Linked DNA regions of Homo sapiens: regions 1 and 2 are each linked to region 3. A link is a contact called in ENCODE Hi-C or POLR2A ChIA-PET data. All regions are on one chromosome and are shown on one strand. Each heading gives the region's core, a stretch centred on a gene start or an enhancer-like site at or near the end of the contact. The rest is flanking DNA. Distances are from core to core; before and after follow the strand shown. Region 1 overlaps SLC12A8 (solute carrier family 12 member 8). Region 2 overlaps HEG1 (heart development protein with EGF like domains 1). Region 3 overlaps SLC12A8 (solute carrier family 12 member 8).

Region 1 (4,194 bases), core at 52-2,551, 66 kb before region 3:
AGAACTTCTTCCTGGCCTTGGCTGTTGTGGTGCTTGCTTTGTCCTTTTTAGTTGTCCTGACTCTGTGCCCCCACCCCTGGCCCCTATTCCAGTGCTGTGGGAGGAGGGGAGGTGGTCAATGCCCCCAGCAGGGAGCTGGCGGGGCCTCCTCACCTAATCCAACCTTGCTCCTTGCTATTCTGCTGCAGGGAAACACAGGAGTGCTCCTGGGCATGTTCCTGGTGTCCTTCGTCATCCTGGTGGCCCTCGTCACGGTGCTGTCTGGCATTGGCGTCGGGGAGCGCAGCAGCATCGGCAGCGGTGGCGTCTACTCCATGATCTCCTCGGTCCTGGGTGGGCAGACGGGAGGCACCATCGGGCTGCTCTATGTGTTTGGACAGGTGAGGCCTGCGCCCGGGATGCTTCCCCTGCCTGGCCCTCTGCCACTTTCTTCTTGTCCATTTCCTCACTTGACCTGGGGAGAAGCGAGGGTGGGGACAATTGCCGCATGTGACAGACGAGCAGGTTGGGGCTCTGAAGGGAATTCAGCAGAGAGTCAAGTCACTATCCAGGGCCTGACCTCTTAGTCCAGCACTCCTTTCCCTCTGCCACTCCCGCCTCCTGGATGCCTGATGTGACCAGCAGGGCAGGGCCTGGCCAGCACATTCTTGCTGTTCAATCTGGGGACCAGATTGCATGACAGTGGCTGAAGCCCAGGTGGCAGCCAGGTGGCAGCCAGGTGGCCTGGGCCCTGGGACGCTTTTTTACTGAAGATGGGTATTTTGCCTGTGCCAAAGGGCTTTCCTAGAAGCAGGCACTTCTCAAATGAGCAGGAGCTCCCGGGAGCATTTGATAGCTCGGGTGGCCTTCACAGGGAGGCTGACAGCCTCTTGTGTGGACGCCCTGTCTGAGAGGGAGAATGTTAATGAGGAGTGTGCTTCATCAGAATGGACGGAGGCACTCCGAAAACGAGCGAGTAGGGGGAAATCCTAAGGCTTTTTTAGCTAAAACACAGGCATGGTGACTTAATGCTGAGGGAACAAAGTACAGACATTAAGAAGCAGTTCTTTGTCAGCATTTCTTGGATTGAAAAAGGCTTTTATGAGAGTGCAAATGGTGGTGGGTGGTTGAAAAAACAGTTTAAAGAGAAGAATTTGTCTAAGTTAGAGTGTGCAAGAATCTCCCCAGAGAAAGCATCGGTTTTGTTTCTTTTATTTTTAGGCAGCAGGAGCAGGGTGTTTCAGCATAAATATATCTGATTCTCGAACAGCACAGAGCTGCGTGTGTGCATGTGTGGGCGGTGGGGGTGCCTGTGTGTGTCTAAGACAGTGCAGGAAAGGCAAACAGATGGCCTCTGCACTCTTAAAAAGCACTTGCCTTGACTGCAGAAAGTTATTTAAGTATAGTAGTTGGAGAGGGGAGTAATAAATGGTCAGTTTACTTTATTACCCTGGGGACTTGGTATATAAATTTTTTTTTTTTTTTTACTTCTCTGCTATTTTATAGCCAACCAGGCTGCAAGGTAGGCAAAATCCTGCTTTCCCCCTCTCGGTACAGACACCAAGTGAGCCTCTAGAGGCAGATGCCATGGATGGGCACTGGTGTGAACACCCCTGGACAAAGACAGGCATCTGTGCTGCTGAGAGTCCCACTTACATGGGCTGATTTGGAAAAAAGATGTTCACAGATAAGATGTTTTCTAAGTGCTGGCAGCCACGGCCTGAGACGCCACTGCACCAGCATCCCAGCTATTTTCCTGCCTTTCCACTTGGGCCCTGGTCCCAAACATTAGAGTCCCCCTGGTCACTGTCTCTGGAGTGCCTGTGCTTTGTTTGTCGCTGGCGCGGGCCAGGAGTCCCTGATCAGGGTGTGGTTAGTGTGTAATCCTTTTTATAAATTGCTGAATTTGGTTTGTTAACATTTTGTGGAGGATTTTTGTGTATATATTCATGAGGGATATTGGTCTGTAGTTTCCTTGTGATTCTTTGTCTGGTTTTGGTGTCAGGCTAATTCTGGCCTCGTAGACTGAGTTGGAAGGTGTTCCCTCCTTCTCTATTTTTTGGAGGAGTTTGTGAAGGGTTGGTGTTAATTCTTTAAACATATGGTAGAATTTTGCCATGAAGCCATCTGGTCCTGGGTTTTTTTTGATAGAAAGTTTTTTGGTTACTAATGGAATCTCTTTACTTATATAGGCATATTCTGATTTTCTACTTCTTCTTGATTTAGTTTTGATAGTTTATATCTTCCTAGGAATTTGTCCATTTCTTTTTTTTTTTTTAATCTGGGAATTTTGTTTTGTTTTTTGTTTTTTGTTTTTGAGACGCCGTTTTGCTCTTGTTTCCCAGGCTGGTGTGCAATGGCGTGATCTCGGCTCACCACAATCTCCACCTCCTGGGTTCAAGCAATTCTCCTGCCTCAGCCTCCCGAGTAGCTGGGGTTACAGGCATGCGCCACCACACCCGGCTAACTTTGTATTTTTAGTAGAGATGGGGTTTCTCCATGTTGGTCAGGCTAGTTTTGAACTCCCGACCTGAGGTGATCCGCCCGCCTCGGCCTCCCAAAGTGCTGGGATTACAGGCGTAAGCCACTGTGCTCGGCCATGAATTTGTCCACTTCACGTAGGTTATCTAATGCATCGGCATATTAATTGTCTATAGATTTTCTTATAGTCCTTTTTATTTGTGTAAGTTTGGTGGTAATGTCTCCCCTTTCATTCCTAATTTAAATAATGTCTTCTCTTTCTTTTTTCTTGATCAGCTTAGATAAAGGTGTGTTTACAAAGAACTAATTATTGGTTTTGGTGATTTTCTCTATTGTTTTTCTGATCCCTAATTCATTTCTGCTCTGACCTTTATTGATTCCTTCTTCTGCTTGCTTGGGTTCACTTTGCTCATCTTTCCCTAGTTTCTTAAGGTGACAGGTTGGGTTATTGATTTGAGCTCCTCCTTCCTCTAGGGTGCGGTTGGGGTTTTGAGGCTCCCTATTCCTTGTTCTTATTAACTCCCTCAGCCCTCATTCCAGGGCATGTGTGCATTCATTTATTTCTAATGATTGTCAAAACAGATTCCCTGATTTTACCCCCAAGCAGGGGTCAGCAAACTTCTATAAAGGGCCAGATCATAAATATTTTGGGTTTTGAGGGTCATATGGCTCTGTCACAACTACTCAACCCTGCCACTGTAGTGTGAATGCAGCCACAGATAAATGGCTTACAAAAAACGGGTATAGTTGTGTCCCAATAAAACTTTATTTACCAAAATAATCAGCAAAAAGGATTTGGCCAGTGAGCCAGTTTGTCAATCCCTTCCCTAGAGCATCAAAACTGAGGAGATATTAACACTTAAAGTAATGATTTTAAAAGCTTGCAGGTCGGGCGTGGTTGCTCACGCCTGTAATCCCAGCACTTTGGGAGGTCAAGGCAGGTGGATCACCTGAGGTCAGGAGTTCGAGACCAGCTTGACCAACATAGTGAAACCCTGTCTCTACTAAATACAAAAATTAGCCAGGCGTGGTGGCGCACGTCTGTAATCCCAGCTGCTTGGGAGGCTGAGGCAGGAGAATTGCTTGAACCTGGGAGGCAGAGGTTGCAGTTAGCTGAGAATGCGCCACTGCACTCCAGCCTGGGTGACAGAGCGATACTCCATTTCAAAATAATAATAATAATAATAATAAAAAGTAAAACAAAAGCTTGCAAAGGCTCGTCATTGCCCTGCATCCTACAAAACCCTTCCCCCTTCATCCCTCTCAGGCCTTGGTGGCAGGGCCTGCTCTGTGGGACCAAACTCTTTGTCAGGGGAGGAGACGATGGACTACAGACTCCCCTCACTCCCTGCTCCACTTACCTGTGTGGGCCTGAGGGTTCTTGGTGACTGTTTACCCTGAACACCAAAATGTCTAGCTTCAGCCTGTGCTGACACGTGGAAGAACGTTCATTAGTGGCTCACATGCTTTGTGCTGGACTCTGTATAAAAACAATGAATGACTGGAAAGTTTTTATGGACCTGATATAGGCCTGGAGTTTTTGTTATGGGTGTTAACGCATATTCAGGACATATGTGTTAATCCACCAACTCTTTAACCTTAAACCTGGAAGTTTGTGTCAGAAGGGGAGGGGTGTTGAGGGGCAGCGCTGGTCCTCCAGGTAAGGTGGAAGGAAAATGCCTGTGATTGTCAAGGTGCAATTTTGCTAAAAGAATTACCTTGGAATGGAAGCAT
Region 2 (4,539 bases), core at 1,219-3,718, 120 kb after region 3:
GTCCGTGGCACGCTGTGAGGGTGTTTTCAACGGGGAACACTGGTGCACAGCCTGCGGCTGATCAGAGAAGGAGTGGCAGAAGGCAGTACAGATGGACTCCTGAGAGGAGTGTTGCTCTGTGGAGACTTTTCGGAAAACTGTTCTCAGCCTCTTGAAATAGAGAGTTCATGCAGACACATGAGCTTTGAAGTGGAGGAGATTTTAAGGTTTGAAGTGGAGAAGGTTTTGTTTTGTTTCACTGTCTTGTTTTTCCATTCCAGCGGGCAGCTTGTGCAAGCGGAAGAGTCCCGAATGTGACAAAGACACCTCCATCTGCACTGACCTGGACGGCGTTGCCCTGTGCCAGTGCAAGTCGGGATACTTTCAGTTCAACAAGATGGACCACTCCTGCCGAGGTAGCCACAGCTTCGCCTGGGGTTCTGTGCCCAGTCCTGGGACTCTGCCTGGTGCTCTGTTTCTCTTTCTTGCTCTCTCTCTGTCTTTGCTTAGGCGTGACCATTCTAAACTGAGGGTAACTGGTTCTTGTTATTTTGCTCGTGGCAGGATTGAATACATTATCTCCTTGGAATAATAGCATTATCTTTGACTGGTGCATGCTGGTCTGGCCAATTAAATTCAAAGGAAGACAGAATGGAATGCCTGTGGTAGCAGTGCCTTTTCTTTTTTTTTCCATTTAAAGGAAGTTAGAAAAATTATTGTTTTAATTCCCAAAGCTTTATCTGTTGTCTGCTAATCTTTTAAAGTGGAAGTACAAGCGTGGGGTCAGGCTTATATCTTTCAGAGGCAGCTGAGGCCAGAGTCAGAGCCCGACTCTGCCTCACTGATCATGTATCACCTTGGGCAAGTCACTTTGTTTCTCTGAGCCTCGGTTTCCTCTCCTGAGAAATGGGTATGGTGATCCTCTATTGGATATTTATTCTAAGAGTTAAGGAAGGCAGTGGATATAGAGGCCCTTTGTAAGCTGTCAGCATCTGCTCTTGTATTTGGTCCAGGTTGTTGTTGAATTAATGAGTTCTGGTTTTAAAGGTCTCATGAAGTGCTTGAGAGCAGAAATCTAATTCTACTAACCTTTAAGGTGAGGCTTAAATTCATTTAGTTTCAGGGAAAAACTGCTCAAAGAATGTAGTCCAAGAATACTGCTTTAAAATAAAATTAATTCAGGTCCAAGAGCACCACGCACCCTGACTTATAAAAGGCTGCTGCAACTTGCAATCACCAGAAAAACTAACGATATAAAGGCCATCATGGATGGCCAGTTTTCCTACTCAGTCAACACCTTGCTGGTGACAGATGTCAATGGATGTTACTGGAATCTGAATAAAAATCACATACTGGGGCGAGGCGACATGCCACTTTTCTCCATCAGGACTTCCCATGAGAGGACTTGTTCATCACAGATAAAAATATATTTCAGGGCAGCACTCTTATCCTGAGCTTCAGACCCTCTGACTTTGTTAGGTTTGGATACAAAGTTCTTCTCAAGTGCGCATCATCAGCTCTCCAGGTGGGACCTGTGATGGGTTTTGAAGGGGAGGGCCAACTCTCTGTGTTGGGCCTAGGTCCTGATGTGTGACTAGGACACAGCATGTCTCAGTGCCGTGCCAGACTGCCACATTGCTACAAAGAGATGATGCTTCCTCATGCCATCTTATCTGCTTTAATGCAAAGTGTTCCTTGCACCTCTTAGAAATGGGGAGTTGAGCCGGGCGTGGTGACTCACGCCTATAATTTCAGCACTTTGGGAGGCCGAGGCGGGCAGATCACCTGAGATCGGGAGTTGGAGACCAGCCTGACCAACACAGAGAAACCCCGTCTCTACTAAAAATACAAAATTAGCTGGGTGTGATGACGCATGCCTGTAATCCCAGCTACTCGGGAAGCTGAGGCAGGAGAATCGCTTGAACCCGGGGAGTGGAGGTTGCAGTGAGCCGAAATCACACCATTGCACCACTGCAGCCTGGGCAACATCTGTCTCAAAAAAAAAAAAGAAAACAAATGAGGAGTTGAGCCCATCTTCACATGGGAAGGGGACTGGGCTAACATCCATGTGTGTTGGGGCGCTGTGCTGCTGACAGGGGATGACACAAGGTGGGCAGAGGTATGGGCATGGTGCTGTGGTGTTCCCTGTGAACAGTGTCTCAACAATGGCCCTATCACCTTTGCTTCTGGCTGGCCTGCGCCACTTCCTCTGTTTCCAAGTCAGCAATTTTGTAATTGTTTCAGTTACAGGCTAGCATTAACAATAGCTGTGAAAGATTTACCGAGTGTGCTGACACAGGCACCAGCAACCTTATGTTGACCAAGTGAGGACCCAAGAAGCAGCATAAGGAAACCTTGATTCACTTTTGGGCTTGTTGCTGAGACCCCGTGAAGCCCTTTCTCAGCAGTATTTGCACCATCAGGCCTCTGAGGAGTGGATTCCGGGCTTCTTGGGCCACAGCCCTTTAGGCTGGGTTCTGATGGGTTAGCAGTGACATCTTCTGGCCATCAGTGCTGGAGCACTGACACCTCAAATCAAGGCTCAATATAAATAGAGGATAGAGGAGTGTGTGTTTTCTAAATCACTGCAGTTCAAGCTATACATTAGCAAGTCTCTATGTTCTCTGCAGCGTGTGCGTGCACACACACACATGCACACACAACGTGCTTGGTGTCTCACAGAAAATGTCTTTGCCAGACTTTCAAAGCTACACATAAAATCAAAGTAGATATCCCTCTCATAGGTTTCTTAGCTTCCTTCCATCATGCAGGCATCATGATTAATTCTTTTTTTTTTTTCTTTTTAGAGACAAAGCCTTGCTCTGTCACTCAGGCTGGAGTGCAGTGGCGCAATCAAGTCTCACTGCAGCCTTGACCTCCTGGGCTCAAGTGATCCTCCCACCTCAGCCTCCCAAGTAGCTGGGACTACAGGTCCTTGCCACTATGTCCAGCTAATTTTTGTATTCTTTGTAGAGATGGGCTTTTGCCATGTTGCCGAGTCTGGTCTCAAACACCTAGGCTCAAGCAATCCACCCACTTCGGCCTCCCAAAGTGCTAGGATTACAGGCATGAGCCACCACACCTGGCAATGAATTCTCACAACCTGTTTGCATGTCTCTTTCTTTAATCCGACTGCCATTCCCTTGAGTGCTAGAACCATGTCCTGAGCAGTGCAGGGTTCAGCAAATGTCTGTTGAATGAACGAGTGGATGATAAGGCAGCAAATAAGATGGGAAAAGATTGACATGGCTAGATATAATTTCCTGCAAGGGAACAAAAGAGTTTTTAAGATGCCACTGTCAGCTGGGCACAGTGGCTCACGCCTATAATCCCAGCACTTTGGGAGGCTGAGGCGGGAGGATCATGAGGTCAGGAGTTCGAGGCCAGCCTGGCCAATATGGTGAAACCCTGTCTGTACTAAAAATACAAAAATTAGCTGGGCGTGGTGGTGCATGCCTGTAGTCCCAGCTACTCAGGAGGCTGAGGCAGAAGAATCGCTTGAACCCAGGAGGCGGAGGTTGCAGTGAGCTGAGATCCCGCCACTGCACTCCAGCCTGGGTGACAGAGCAAGACTCCGTCTCCAAAAAAAAAAAAAAAGATGCCACCATCTACTTATTTCTATTTTTAAGTCCAGAAGACTTGAATTCACTTGTGTCTTATGGCAATAGGGGAAGCCCAGTTTGGGAATATATACTAGCTGTTGCCAAATTCATTTCATCTTCAGTGCTCTGTGGTCAGAATACCTCTGGGGCAGGGGTCCCCAACCCTACCAGTTTGTGGTCTGTTAGGAACCGGGCTGCACAGCAGGAGGTGCAGTTAGGAACTGGGCTGCACAGCTGAGTTCCGCCTCCTGTCACATCAGCGGCAGCATTAGATTCTCATAGGAGTGTGGACCCTGTTGTGAACTGCACATGTGAGGGATCTAGGTTACGTGGTCCTTAGGAGAATCTAATGCCTGATGATCTGAGGTGGAACAGCTTCATTCCGAGACCATCTTCCCAAGACCACCCCCTTGCTGGTCCATGGAAAAAATGTCTTCCATGAAACCAGTCACTGGTGCCAAAAACGTGGGGACTGCTGCTCTAGGGTGAGTGAGATGAGAAGCTGGGTCCTAAGGAGCACAGGAGCACCTCACTGACAAGGTTTCCCCAGAACAGCGCCACGGCACAGTAGCACTCAACCACTGATGCGTAACGGAATGAGCCCATTTGAAATAGAGAAATATCATGACATCAGGGAGCCAGGTCACTTCTGATACAAAATGAAAACAGCCCAACCCATCAGCTCGCGGGCAGGACAACAGATGGACCTTACATCTGCCTGGATGACAGCCATGGAGTGGAGCACTTCCACCCAGCAGATGAAGTCTAATGTTGGGTGGGGAGATTGGATGTAAAAACATTTCCAGGAAGAAGTGTTCAAAATAGAAAAGGCTGGTGTGACATCAGCCTGCCTCAGTGCCGAGATGGGTGGGGAGGAGTCACTGAAGAAGCAAGCAATTTCCGGTGGCTGCCCCGCAGCGTTAGCCATCCATGGATCATCCAGGGTAGCTTCCCCCAC
Region 3 (4,372 bases), core at 820-3,319:
ATGGGAATTTATCTACTTTTCCCCTTTACTATGCTCTTAATAGGATCTTGGAGAGGAGGGAATGAGAGGAAAGAAAATGTGCCTAACAGGCCGTTAAAAACAAAAACAAAAACAACAACAACAAAACCTTAAAAGTTTTCACGTTTCAAAATGATCATTGTAGAAAATTGAGAAAATATAAACAGTCAAATAAAAATGACCTGTTCTTTTATCACCCAGAAATAACATTGTTAATGTTTTAAAACATGTTCCAGTTCCTTTTTCTATATATTTTTATAATAATGGGATCATACCATGTGTTCTGTTTTCTAATATGCGTCTTAAAACTAAGCAAAAGCTTCTAAACATCTTTCCATGTCACAACATATCCCTTACAATATTCTGAGACCTAGTATTTATTGAAAGCTATATCATCACTTATTTAACCAACCCTCTATTTTTAGACATTAGGTTGTTTCTAATTTCCACTATTCTAAACAAGCGTTTATAAACACGCTGGGCTAAATCTTCCCTCATAGCCTTGACTACCTACGATGGGTAAAGTCCTCATAGTGGAGTTGCTGGGTGACAGTATATGCACCCCATCCGCGGGCCAGCATTCAGGGTTCTCTCTGAAATACACCCCCCTACTTTCACTTTCTGGTTCCAAACTGTCACTTCACTGCACTTCGCTTGGATTCTGTGAAGCATTGTAGCAGAGGCATTAAGAGCATAATTTTCAGAGTCAGACAGACCAGGGTTGAATCTTAGCTTTGCTGCTTATTAAATGTGTGACCTTAGGCTGTTTTAATTAACCTCTTTGAACACTTTTCCATAAGATGAGGAAATAATTCTACCTTTCTGATGAGGTTGTTATGAGAATTAAACAGGATAAAAAAATGCATGTAAAGCACTTGACACAGGCCCAGGCAGTTTGAAAGTGTTCACAAATCATGGAGTTAGATTCATTCCCATCCCTAAGCCCATTCAAATCCCTCTTTCAAGGCCACATTCAAGATACAACCCCCTCCACGGGTCTTTCCTGACCAGGGCAGCCCATCACACTGAGTTGTTATGGCACTTGTGGGCTGGATCCTCATCCGATGTTCAGAACACCCTGTCTTGTTGCTTTCATATATTTGTTTGTATGGGAAGAGGCAACATCCCCACTTCACCATGCAGCACTGTGCTGTGGGTCCCTCATGGATTAATTCATTTTCATTAGTGTTCTTGCAGAAGAGAGGTGATGATGAAAAGGAGCTTGTGACTCCATGTCAGTGGCATCAGGATTGGTTTTTTTGGAGTTTATTTCAAGCCCTTTGGTAGCTCAGGGGCTTGGAGGATGGTACCTGACCCCGAGGACACAGGAAGCTCCCATGGAATCAGCAGGCAGCAGAGGCAGGGAAAGCTGCTGAGCAGGAGGCTGCCAGACCTTTGTAATGCTGAGCCTCTCCAGGGCATTGTCCCAGCTCAGCAGGCAGCGCAGGACCTCTGTGTGCCTTGCAAGCCGCTTTCCTCCCCCCTGGTTGCTTTGCGCTGAGCGGTAGGATGCTTTTGGAGCTGGGAGGGCTTTCCTCCTGAGCCTCCTCCAACCCACAAAGGTGCCTTTCACGCCACAGGGATGCCTCCCTAGTTGCCAGGGGAGATTGAAAAGCAGCCTATGCGCAGAGCTGCAGCTGGAGGGCTTGCGGTGGGACAGCTTCCAGGAGAGGGTCCCGCAGGAGAGGAAGGGGCAGCCCTGGGGAAGGCGATGCGTGGAGGAGGCTGCTCACCCCATTCCCCATCTGGGTGTCTTTCAGGAGTCATGGCCGGCTTCAACATGGGGGGCGACCTCAGGGAGCCTGCCGCCAGCATTCCCCTGGGCTCCCTGGCAGCTGTTGGCATCTCGTAAGTTCCCCTCATGGCAATCAGTCTGAGCTAGAGAGTGGGAGAGAAAACCCCAGGCAGAAGAGGGATTGCCCCTTTTGTTCTGAGAGTGCCCCGACTGTGACCAATCTATTTCATATTCCGATCCTTCTTTTAACACTCGGTGGGCTGGAAAATTCACGTCTGGTGGGTTCAGACACTGCCCTTTCATGCGCCCTGCCTGGGAATGCTGCCGAGGAGGAGTGTCGGGACCCAGATCACAGATCGAATCCTTTCTTTCCTTTCCTCGGCCTCCCGCCCCCGTCCCTCCCCCACCCCCATTTTGAACTTGGGGATTTTTTTAACCACCGAGTTTCCAGGATCACTGGAGGGAGCATAAAGATGAAGAGTTTTGCAATCAGACGAATTGGGGCTGCATCTCAGCTCTGCCGCTGATTGGCTGCATGACTCTGGACAATTTACTGAGTTCTCTGAGCCTCCATTTCCTTTCTTGTGAAATGGGGATAATGACACTGTATGTGCTTCCTAGATTGCGGCGGGGAGAGAAGGCACACAGTGGAAGCTCAGCACCCAGCTCTTCTTCTTCCCCCAGTGAGCCTCCCCTCCAGCTCCCCCAGGCCGTCAGGCCTCTGGGGTTTTAGTTCACACTGTGCCACCCACACAAGCAGGCTGGGTAACCTTGGGTCTATTTCTGACCTTTTAGAATATTGTTTCTCTCTGTACCACAGGAAGAAGCTTCTCTGCCCTTCATTGGGTAGGTGTGAAGAGGCAAAGAGATCAGAGACCAGAAACAATGACTTGAGAAGTTAAAAGGGCCTGTGTTATTCTAACCACAGTATTTAGAAAATATTAATGTATCTGTTTCACAAACACTGAATTTGTTCTTAGCTTACTGCAGTGAAACCATTGCTATCAGCCTGGCGTACAGCATCAGGGTATTTTGTGCAATAACATTGGGAAGAAAATGAAGACAACAGAGATAGAGTTGAGTGTTGGGAAGGAAATAAAAGAAAGAGGCTTCTGAATGAGGACCCTGTCTTGTTTCTGGCCCCAGCTGGGAGGTTCCAGGAGGAACCCTTGGCCCATCCTCTGATTACCCAGATGGGAATGAGGAGACCACAGGAACCTGGGTCTTGTTCAAGGTTACAGGGCATCTTGGGGACAGAGCCAGGCCTCTGCTCTCTGCCTTTTGACTTTAGTTTCCCTCTTTATTATCTGATCCAAAGATAACAGACCAGCAGGACTTAGAGGCCCGAAGGATCATCAGCTTGTTCTTTTGCTGGAGGAGGCTGGGGTGTGAGGCTGCGGGGCAACCCTGGCCTGAATCCTGGCAACCTAGAGGCAACTGGGCCTCCCACTTCCCTACTCGGAATGCCCTTTGTATGTTTTTCTTTTTTAATATAAGAAAGAGAAAAAAAACTGCTCACTTCAGCAGTACATACACTAAAATTAAAACAATACAGAGATTAGCATGGCCCATGTGCAAGGATGACATGCAAATTCGTGAAGTGTTCCATATTTTTATATATATTTAAAAGTAAAAAAAGAAACAAAACAATGGTACCCCTTTTTTGGTAAGAAATATGCCAGAAGAGAAATAGTACAAAAAGTGTCCTCCCAAGCCAGCTGGGGAAGCTTCATGACTGGCCTTTCTCTCATTCTGATACAAGTTCCCTTTGGAAACAGAAGGTTGAGTGAGGGAATTGGATGGGGCTGGGTGAGGTGAGTCGGGGGCAGCTCTGTTCTGCTCTTGGGTTTTGCAGGTGGTTTCTGTACATCATCTTCGTCTTCCTCCTGGGCGCCATCTGCACTCGAGAGGCCCTTCGCTATGACTTCCTGATAGCGGAAAAGGTGAGTGAGGCCTGCGCTACTCCAAGGGCTCAGTCTGCCGGAGTCATTTATTTGTTCTCACCAACAAATGGCCACCTTCCCCTTGCAGTACTGTCTGGGAATCCATATAGTCTTTTTAAAATTTAATTAATTTATTTTTTGAGACAGGGTCTCACTCTGTTGCCTAGGCTGGAGTGCAGTGTTGCAATCTCAGCCCACTGTAGCCTCAACCTTCCAGGCTCAAGCAATTCTCCTGTCTCAGACCGCCAGGTAGCTGGGACTACAGGGGCATGCCCTCATGCTGGGCTAATTTTTTTTTTAATTTTTTGGTAGAGATGAGGTCTCACCATGTTGCCCAGGCTGGTCTTAAACTCCTGGCCTCAAGTGATCCTCCCACCTTGACCTCCCAAAGTGCTGAGATTACAGGCGTGAGCCACCACGCCCAGCCTTCATATAGTCTCTAGCCCAGGACTGAAGTGTTGGGTTGTGGTGGGGAAGAGACATGATGGAAAAGGTACAGGCCCTGCTTAGGGATTTCTAGAAACAGATAATGATGCCCAGAGGGATTCACAAATATGAGGGGCTAGATAATGGGGACATCTCTTCCTGTCAAAAATCAGGACAGAAACAGAAGAATCTGCTCACCCCAAATTCCCAGTTAAGCAAGTGCCTCACTTTTGCTAATAGCTTCACCTTC

Evidence for each region. Hi-C counts contacts between places; a loop is a spot of excess contacts on that map. ChIA-PET counts read pairs that join two places held with the same protein, here RNA polymerase II (POLR2A). Pooled maps may share reads with other maps.
Region 1: a loop to region 3 is called in a pooled map, with 2.0 times the contacts of the local background. The contact joins two enhancer-like sites. A Hi-C loop is called at or near these places in 2 of 50 pooled maps. POLR2A ChIA-PET finds 5 or more read pairs at or near these places in 5 of 52 experiments (AG04450, B cell, GM10248 and 2 more).
Region 2: a loop to region 3 is called in a pooled map, with 3 times the contacts of the local background. The contact joins two enhancer-like sites. A Hi-C loop is called at or near these places in 3 of 168 maps with a recorded cell type or tissue (IMR-90, PC-9 and head of caudate nucleus) and 5 of 50 pooled maps. POLR2A ChIA-PET finds 5 or more read pairs at or near these places in 2 of 52 experiments (SK-N-SH and naive thymus-derived CD8-positive, alpha-beta T cell).

What each region holds. Positions count from the first base shown.
Region 1 is chr3:125,183,423-125,187,616 of GRCh38, reverse strand. It overlaps SLC12A8 (solute carrier family 12 member 8), which reads left to right. Exons shown (of 14, transcript NM_024628.6): 4 at 189-380. Among named protein-coding and RNA genes, the nearest start is that of SLC12A8, 27 kb to the left of the region's middle. Within about 2 kb of position 1,301, at least 3 of the 41 ENCODE cell types and tissues checked have a DNase peak (open chromatin) inside an H3K27ac peak, as active enhancers do; they include GM12878, where a contact is called at or near this core.
Region 2 is chr3:124,993,545-124,998,083 of GRCh38, reverse strand. It overlaps HEG1 (heart development protein with EGF like domains 1), which reads left to right. Exons shown (of 17, transcript NM_020733.2): 12 at 261-395. Among named protein-coding and RNA genes, the nearest start is that of HEG1, 60 kb to the left of the region's middle. RefSeq lists a silencer at 2,385-2,679. Within about 2 kb of position 2,468, at least 12 of the 41 ENCODE cell types and tissues checked have a DNase peak (open chromatin) inside an H3K27ac peak, as active enhancers do.
Region 3 is chr3:125,118,093-125,122,464 of GRCh38, reverse strand. It overlaps SLC12A8 (solute carrier family 12 member 8), which reads left to right. Exons shown (of 14, transcript NM_024628.6): 7 at 1,779-1,866; 8 at 3,609-3,696. It also overlaps the pseudogene RNU6-230P. Among named protein-coding and RNA genes, the nearest start is that of MIR5092, 31 kb to the left of the region's middle. RefSeq lists enhancers at 525-744, 950-1,455, 1,456-1,962, 1,965-2,014. Within about 2 kb of position 2,069, at least 9 of the 41 ENCODE cell types and tissues checked have a DNase peak (open chromatin) inside an H3K27ac peak, as active enhancers do; they include GM12878, where a contact is called at or near this core.